3 separate regions of the Mus musculus genome follow, and regions 1 and 3 are each linked to region 2. A link is a loop called in an ENCODE intact Hi-C map of the cell type or tissue named here. Cell type or tissue: heart. All regions are shown on one strand.

Region 1 (2,500 bases), 73 kb after region 2:
AGAACAGTCTTGGGTGTTATTTTTCCTTGGGTGCCATCCATCTTGTTTTTTAAGACAGGATCTCTCTCTAGGATCTGGGCTCACTAGGCAGGGTAGGCAAGCCCCAGAGATCCAAAGGTTCTGGGACTGTATCTCAAATCCTCATTGTTGCACAGCAAGCACTATATGAATTGAACTGTCTCCCCCAGCCTAGACAGTAAACACCACAGATTTCCCTAAGCAGTCAAGTTGGTTTGTCACAACCCTCACAACACCCTTTGTAACAAGACAGCCACACACACAGTACAACCATGTTCCTGTGAAACTCAATGTACAAATGCTGACTTTAGATATCTACATCACTTTAACCGGTCACATGGTTTCCAGCTCACCTCCAAATATACACACTACACTCATCAGATAAAAGTATAAAAGCCAGCCGGGCAGTGGTGGCACACGCCTTTAATCCCAGCACTTGGGAGGCAAAGGTAGGTGGATCTCTGAGTTCGAGGCCAGCCTGGTCTACAGAGTGAATTCCAGGACAGCCAGGGCTATACAGAGAAACTCGAAAAAACAAAACAACAACAACAAAAAAAGTATAAAAGCCTTTCTGGTTCATTATCTGTACAAAAACAGGTGACAGATTAGCCTGTGCTTTTAAAGACTGCCTCCAACTGCAACATATTTTGTGCTTGTGTACACACTGACATGCAACTGCAGCAAGAGGAGAATACAAGGTGTGCTCTCCTCCACAATCCCCCTTGAGACAGGATCTGCTCACAGAAACAAGTTAATTGTCATTGTTGTCCCCTAACTCCCCCCTCTACCTCCTTCCAATGCCTACACCTTCCCCTCCCCCTTCCCCCCATCCCTGGCTAGGCTAGGTATCACTCTTCCTGTGCAGTCATCCCCAGAAATGGGAGTACACCTCTGGCTTTTGCTGTAGATGCTTGGGCTCTGAGCTTAGGCCCTCACACTTGTTCAGCTCACACGCTATCATTCCTGCAGGTTGCTCTTAAACACATGACGGGGTCCCTGCACTGACGGCCTCTGGGCTCTCAAGGGCACTGTTGAATTCATATACTGCTTCTTATCATCGGTTATGGCATGAAACCCTAGCATTTGAAAAAACACCATGCCATCCCAAAACCAGAGGCTTAGAAATCATACCACCTCACCTCTGACCATCCCACTCTTGGTGTCCCCACAGCTCAGAGCTGTGAGATCTAGTGTGCTCACTTACCCTCACCTCAGTTACCCCAACTATATATCAGGAGCATCTCTCCTGTGGTGCAATCCTCTCAGCTCCAGTGTCACACCTAAGGCACTTTCACGCTGACAACAAAGACCAAGGAAATGTCCCAGCTATAATTCTAATTATTTTTCTTCTTTTTCTGTCCTCTTGAGGTGCAGTTTCACTTTCCTGTCAGGAGGCCACACTGCTGCCCTCCCCTGGCAGACCAAGTCCTCATGTTGAAAAGGAGGGGATGGTTCCACCAAAGCTTCTCTTCACCTTTCTACTTTCCTGGGCCTCTTGGCTCCTATCCCACCTCACCAGCCTGCCTCATCTATTATTATCCACCCAAGAATAAACATAACAAACTGTAATTTGTTAAATTTTATATCTAGACTGTAATACTCCTTTAGCAAGCTTCTTTTGTCCCTTTTAATTGGTTGGCCCTTATCATCCATAACAAAGCCACCTTCTGATCAGTGCAGCCTGTGAGAAATAAACAGCAAAAGACAGTTAGTTGCCTTCGTACCATTTTCCAGGAAACTGCTGCTACTAAACTCTCACCTAATAGTTGCCTCAAAAGAGATCTTAATGTCATCCTTAGCAGCACTGCCAGCTTGAGGCTAGCCTATCTGCCCCTTCCTCATTCCACCTCACAAAAGACCATATTAACTTTATCCCTAAGCCTCTCCCAGACCTAGACCCCTAATAATCCACTTCCTGTCTCAACACACAAAATAAATTCTTGCTTACTTAAACCCAAAGCCACCACAGATGCACATAAGACACTCCCCCCAACTTCCTACTCCTATTCTGTGTCTCACTTGCACAAATCAGTAAATGAACCAGCTTTAGTGGCTAGTATCTGTTGCTGAACTCTCAGCCAGCACACATCTAACATTCTTGGTGAGAAATGCCTATGCTATGGATGTCATCAATTGTGGCTGTTGAAATTAAGTACTGCCACTCCTGCCCTCACACAGTCACTCAATCTCAATACCAAGGCATGTGTCTTGCAATAAAAGCATGAAACCTCCTTGCCACACTGTGTGTGGACAGAGCATGCATGTCTATTAGGAAAGGACTTTACAAACCAGCAAAGCACATCTTGGATCCCTGCACTTGGGAGTCTGAGGCAGGGGAGTCTCCAGCCTGGACTACATAATAGTGAGGTACTGTCTCAAAAAGAAAATAAACCAACCACAATAAGACAATAAGGAGGAGGGGGGAGGAGAATAAACAACTATATTGCTTTAGCTCTTGGACTTCATGAGGCAAAGATCACCC
Region 2 (2,500 bases):
TGTTCTTTTCTTCAACCAAGCAAAGATAAATGACATTCTACACAATTTTTAAATTACACAGTTCAAAATTGTAGCACTCCAAAATAATACTAAAATTATGATGAGAGAGCTGGGAGTACAGATCAGTAGCGGAGTGATCATATTCTATGCTTGAGATCCTAGGTTCTGTCCTTGTTTCACCAATATTTTAACATTTATGCTGTATGCTTCTTTGGGGAACAGTCACAATAAAACACAAATATCACATTGTTGTTTTTTCTTTGATCAGGTTTTTGTCCTGAGAATCATGACATGCCAAGTGACATGCAAGGTATATGCTTTACCTAGTAGGATTCAAGTTGTTTGCCTAGTTTATAATTACAGCATCCAGAAGGCTGAGGCAGACAGCTCTTGAGGAGATGTCTGGGCTACATAGTAAGACCTCATCTCAACATCAGAAACAGCCAAAATAGTATTAATGCCTTTTGCATTTCTTTTTCCTATTACTCAAGCTCCAAGACTAACAAATGTGTCTTCATTTTTCACATTCACCAAATCTCAACTTGGATGTAAAATTTTCACTGAAAATACATGACTGGAAGCTCATGAAATGCACACATGAAAAAGCGAACTTTTCAGTCATGAAATTCTTCTCTAATTGGTTCACAAACAAATTTTTAAATTACATGTCTACAGCATTTTTCTTCCCGAACCACTTCCAAATCCATTAATAACCACAAACTTGTCCTAGTTTAACACTAACCCCTGCCTAAAAATAGAACAACTTTCCATTTGAAAAGTATTTTCCATTTTATGAGTTGGTTTGCCTAGTTTCAAAAAGGAGCCTGAGAGTTTCAAGCCAGACCAAATCATCACTGTAACTGTAGACACACAACAAAAATGACATGCAAAATCTAAACACTGTTCACATGGCTAATATATAGGAAAGGGGGCATTTATGGAAATTAGATTAATTGGAATATACCAGGTAAATTTCACTTTTATGTGTAAGTGTATTTTTACCTGCATGTTTGTGCATCATGTATGTGCAGTGCCTGTAGATGCCAGAAGATGGTGTCACATTGCCTAGAACTGGAGTTACAATTTGTGGGCTGCCACATAAGTTCTAGTAATAGAACATAGGTCCTCAGTAGGAGCAGCCAATGATCTTAAAAAGTGTTCACTCTAGTCCCACTAACTAATTCTTTTTAAGATTTACTTTTATTTTCTGTATATGGTGCTGCGCCTGCATGTATATGCCCATGTGATGTGCACAGTGCCTTCTGAGACCGAAAGAGGGCATCAGATCCCCTGAACTGGAGTTACAGTGTGTGAGTTACCATGGTAGGTGGTAGAAATTAAACTCAGGTCCTCTGTAAAAATAGGACATAATCTTGACTGCAGAGCCATTTCTCCAGTCTCTAGATAAAGTTAAAAATCATGGATGGTACTATATAGTGAAAAGAAAGCTTCAGTACTCATTTAACCTAGGGCCAGATATTATAATATAAATGTACTAGTTTCTTTCGACTTTCTCATTTGTGGCTGATTTCCAATTCCTACTGGATGAAGAAAACTGTGCATAAATGGAGACTTCAGACTCTGAAACATGTTAATGGTAGCTGGCAATGATGACAAAGCACTTCAAATCTCTGTGTGTAACCTATGTCTAAATGTGTATGTATGCCCCCAAATGTACATGGAGGCCGGGGAGGACACTGAGAGTCCTATCATTTTCGCCCTTATTCCCTTAAGACAGAGTCTCTCGCTGAAGTCGGAGTTAGGCTGACAGCCAGCCATCCCCTGGAATCCTTTTATGTCTGCCCCCACAGTTCTGATGTTACAGGCATATTGAGCCATCTCTCCAGCCTCCAAAGGTAAATGTTTTCAAGGCTATATAATCCCTGTTTTAGTTCTATGCTCTCAGCATCTTTCTCCCACTTTGACCAGTTTGAAATGCATTAATAATCTCAGAGTTCTGGCAGAAGAAAAGTCATCCCCAAGGAAAAATAAAAAGGCCGTTTTCTTTGAAGTTATTTTTAATATAATAAATTATTCTAAGTTTCCTTAGATACTAGATCAAGCTGCATGCAGGTAGAAGCTGTGGGTGTCAGAATAAAAAGTTATGAGCAAATAGTCGACAGTGAGCTGACCTTGCACCTTTGAGCTCTTTGACTCATATAAATTTTAGCTGTTCTGAGGCCTACAGAGATGGCTCAGTGGATAAAGGGCTTGAAATGCAAACCTGAAGACAGGAGTTCAGGTTTCCAGATCTCATATAAATTCTGAGTAGGTGGGTTGGCCTGCCTCTAACTCTGGGGTTTTATGAGCTGAGACAGGGGAATGATCCCCAAGGCAAGGCAAGAAGTTCAACTGAGACTGCCTCAATTAATAGTGCAGAGAACAACCGAGGAAGACTTCCAATACCAACTGCTGGCCTCCCCAAAGACACTCATAGATGCATCTGCACATGTGGGGTGGGGTGGGGTGGGGTTGGGTGGGGTGGGGTGGGGTGGGGCAT
Region 3 (2,500 bases), 110 kb after region 2:
CCCTTCTCTACGTAAGGGAAATTCCTAAGACGAGGATGTGGGTGAGTGCAGATCTGGAGAACCCCTCCCCAGCCCCAAAGCAACAGGTTTACACCCTCCCCAGGCCGTACTGGGCGGTCCCTCTCCCTCACCTAGCCAGAGGAGCCGCCCTCCGTCGTTGTCACCCCCCCACACACACCCTGGTCCCCGAGACCAGGCCTGGGAGTAGGTATGGGGAGGGGGCTCCCGGACTTCCCTGACAGTTTGCGCCTCGGAAACTGATCACAAACGGGCCAGCCACTATCCCCCGCGCGCCGCCGCGCGTCCACCGTGTTCCGGGAGCGCCGGCCCGCGCCTCGAGGATGAATGAGGCTCCCCTCCCCCACAAGGGGATCCCGCGCGGCCCCCAAGTCCCAGGGCGACGCGGGTCAGCCCAGCCAACCCCCTCTGGAGCCTCAGACAAAGAGATGCTGGGACGAACTGCAGAGCGTCCCTAAACTTGCCTTTCCCTCTCCCCAAAACAAAGGCGCACCCAGGCCTTTCCCGCCCCCCGCGCGCGCGGCCACTTCGGGGAGCGGCCGCCCCAGAGGTATTGTTCGGCGTGCAGGGAGCGCGCCCAACCTGGGGTTGGGGGGGCACACGGGAACTTGCCCCTCCTGAAGCTTCAGGGCCCGCGATTGGGGTCACCACCGCGCCCCTCGGCCCGAGAAGTTTGAGCCCCTGCCCGGCGTGTACTCACCTCGCCGCGAGCCGTGCAACTTGTGGCCGCGCACTCAGCGTACTGGCGGGTCCACCGTCACCAACCCCGGGCCGCGCGGAGGCCGACGAGGGCCAAGCGCCCCGGAGCAGCCGCGCGCTACCCCTGGCCCGCCACCTAGTCCACGAGAAGAGCTAGCGCTGGAAAGTTTCGGTGGCGAATGGCGGCCGGAGGGCGCTGCAGCGGCGGCGGGGCGGGGGCGCTGGCGGCTTGTCGCTCCCGAGCGTCGAGACTGGGGGGGGCTGGGCTGGGAGCGGCGGCGGCGGGAGAGGGCGGGACGGCGGGAGGGACCGACACGGCCAGTGACCTCCGCTGGGAGCGGACGCGAGCAAGCCTACCCAGGCTGGGAGACGTGCCAAGAGGGTCGACAGCGCGCCGCCCTCCCCAGACACCTGGAAGAGGCTCTCTACAGCCCTGCCCTCCCCCACCGCGTGCCCGCCGGCCCCTCCCCGAGCTCCTTGGGGGGGCAGCGTCCCCACGCGGCAGCCCCTCCCCCCAGTAAGGGCTAGGACGCCAGGCCCGCCCTTCCCCGGACCAAGTCCAGACCCAGCCCCCCGGGGGCAGGGAAAAGACTTACATCTCGGCACAGTTCTTCACCCTAAAGCCTCCCCACCCCCACCTCTCCCCGCCCCAAGCCCAAGGTGGAGGAGGGAAGCCTGAGCATTGCCCTCTGGGCCCCAACCAGGCCCCTACCAGGCTCAGAGAGGAATGAGGGGGGAACAGGGCCCCTACACGGATACTCAATCCCACACCCCTCACGCCAAGGTGGCTCGGGAGGAGGGGGGATGGGAACAAGGGCCACCCTGAAGATTTAAAGAGGGAATGGTAACCCAAGCCACTGAAAGTGTTACCCTCCCCCACCTCAAAAGATGAAGCCGCCCAGCTAGCCTAGAAGGTTCTCGTGTAACACCATCTCCAAGCGCATCTTCTTCAAAATTAACGACATAAAGCATCCCCCTCCCCAGTTGCCTTTACGCCCACCGCAAAAATTGAGGACTCGGGCGCAGCCATGACCTTTGCAAAACACCTCTCGGCCAATAGTCAGAAATGCATAGGGGAGACGCTTTAACACAAGACTAAGGCACAAATAAGCTGGGACTATGGAGGACTATGTTAGGGTACTGGGGCCCTCAAATCTGTAAATCCCCACCCCCAGGCCTGAAACCGCAGGCGCTGGCAAAGTGTTTTCTGTTGCCAAGGCTGGTAAGGCCCAGCCCTGGCGCTTCCTCTCTTCCACATCGGTGACGATTTCCCCCCATACTCCCGCCTTTAATTCAATTAAATAAATATTCGGCCCTCCTCCTCAGCACCTTTGGTGTCTGCCTTGCTGAGTATTTTTAAAATCAATTTGCCCCTCCCTTAGGCTTCTAATGAGCTCGGTGCTAAGCGCCCAGTAACACTCCGCAATTTAAACCCTAACCTCACTTGCTCCTTCCTTGAACACTAGGCATTTGTTGCTCTGGTAGTTGGGGGTGGAGGGGAGAACCTGGGGCGAGTTTTTAAGGGGCCGGTTCTCCATCAAAAAGGCGGACCTCAAATTTACCTTGCAAAATATTTCTACGAAACGTCAAATATGTCAAACGACTGTTGGTACACAGTTATTAGAGCGCATCAATAAAAAATCCACACTTACACAGTCTCCATAATTGTGAATCAGCAGTACACAGGCTTATTAGCTATCAGCTGCCATTCAAGCACCCCCACCCCCAAAGGACTTGGTAGGGCTCCCTTGAGCCTGCCCTTCTTAGCTCTTGGGCTCCTGAG

The links. Peaks named below come from ENCODE experiments on the same cell type or tissue, not always from the same donor. Only the 100,000 strongest peaks of a DNase experiment are listed, where the experiment ranks them.
Region 1: a loop joins it to region 2, with 2.6 times the contacts of the local background. A loop is called at or near these places in 2 of 42 quality-filtered maps.
Region 3: it touches region 2 in a loop (2.8-fold over the local background); 8 of 42 quality-filtered maps call a loop at or near these places.

What each region holds. Positions count from the first base shown.
Region 1 is chrX:77,545,589-77,548,088 of GRCm38, reverse strand. All of the region lies in intron 1 of Tbl1x (transducin (beta)-like 1 X-linked), which reads right to left. Among named protein-coding and RNA genes, the nearest start is that of Tbl1x, 36 kb to the right of the region's middle. In heart, a CTCF peak has its summit at 1,419 (motif pointing left); no DNase peak of the experiment used is centred here.
Region 2 is chrX:77,619,011-77,621,510 of GRCm38, reverse strand. The region is part of intron 1 of Tbl1x (transducin (beta)-like 1 X-linked); the gene reads right to left. The region is part of intron 2 of Gm52447 (a long non-coding RNA gene); the gene reads left to right. Among named protein-coding and RNA genes, the nearest start is that of Gm52447, 22 kb to the left of the region's middle. In heart, a CTCF peak has its summit at 1,048 (motif pointing right); no DNase peak of the experiment used is centred here; H3K27ac peaks cover 569 bases.
Region 3 is chrX:77,509,488-77,511,987 of GRCm38, reverse strand. It overlaps Tbl1x (transducin (beta)-like 1 X-linked), which reads right to left and starts at 761. Exons shown (of 16, transcript NM_020601.2): 1 at 719-761. In heart, CTCF peaks have their summits at 867 and 1,067; DNase peaks (open chromatin) are centred at 217, 1,157 and 1,897; H3K4me3 peaks cover 2,500 bases; H3K27ac peaks cover 2,500 bases.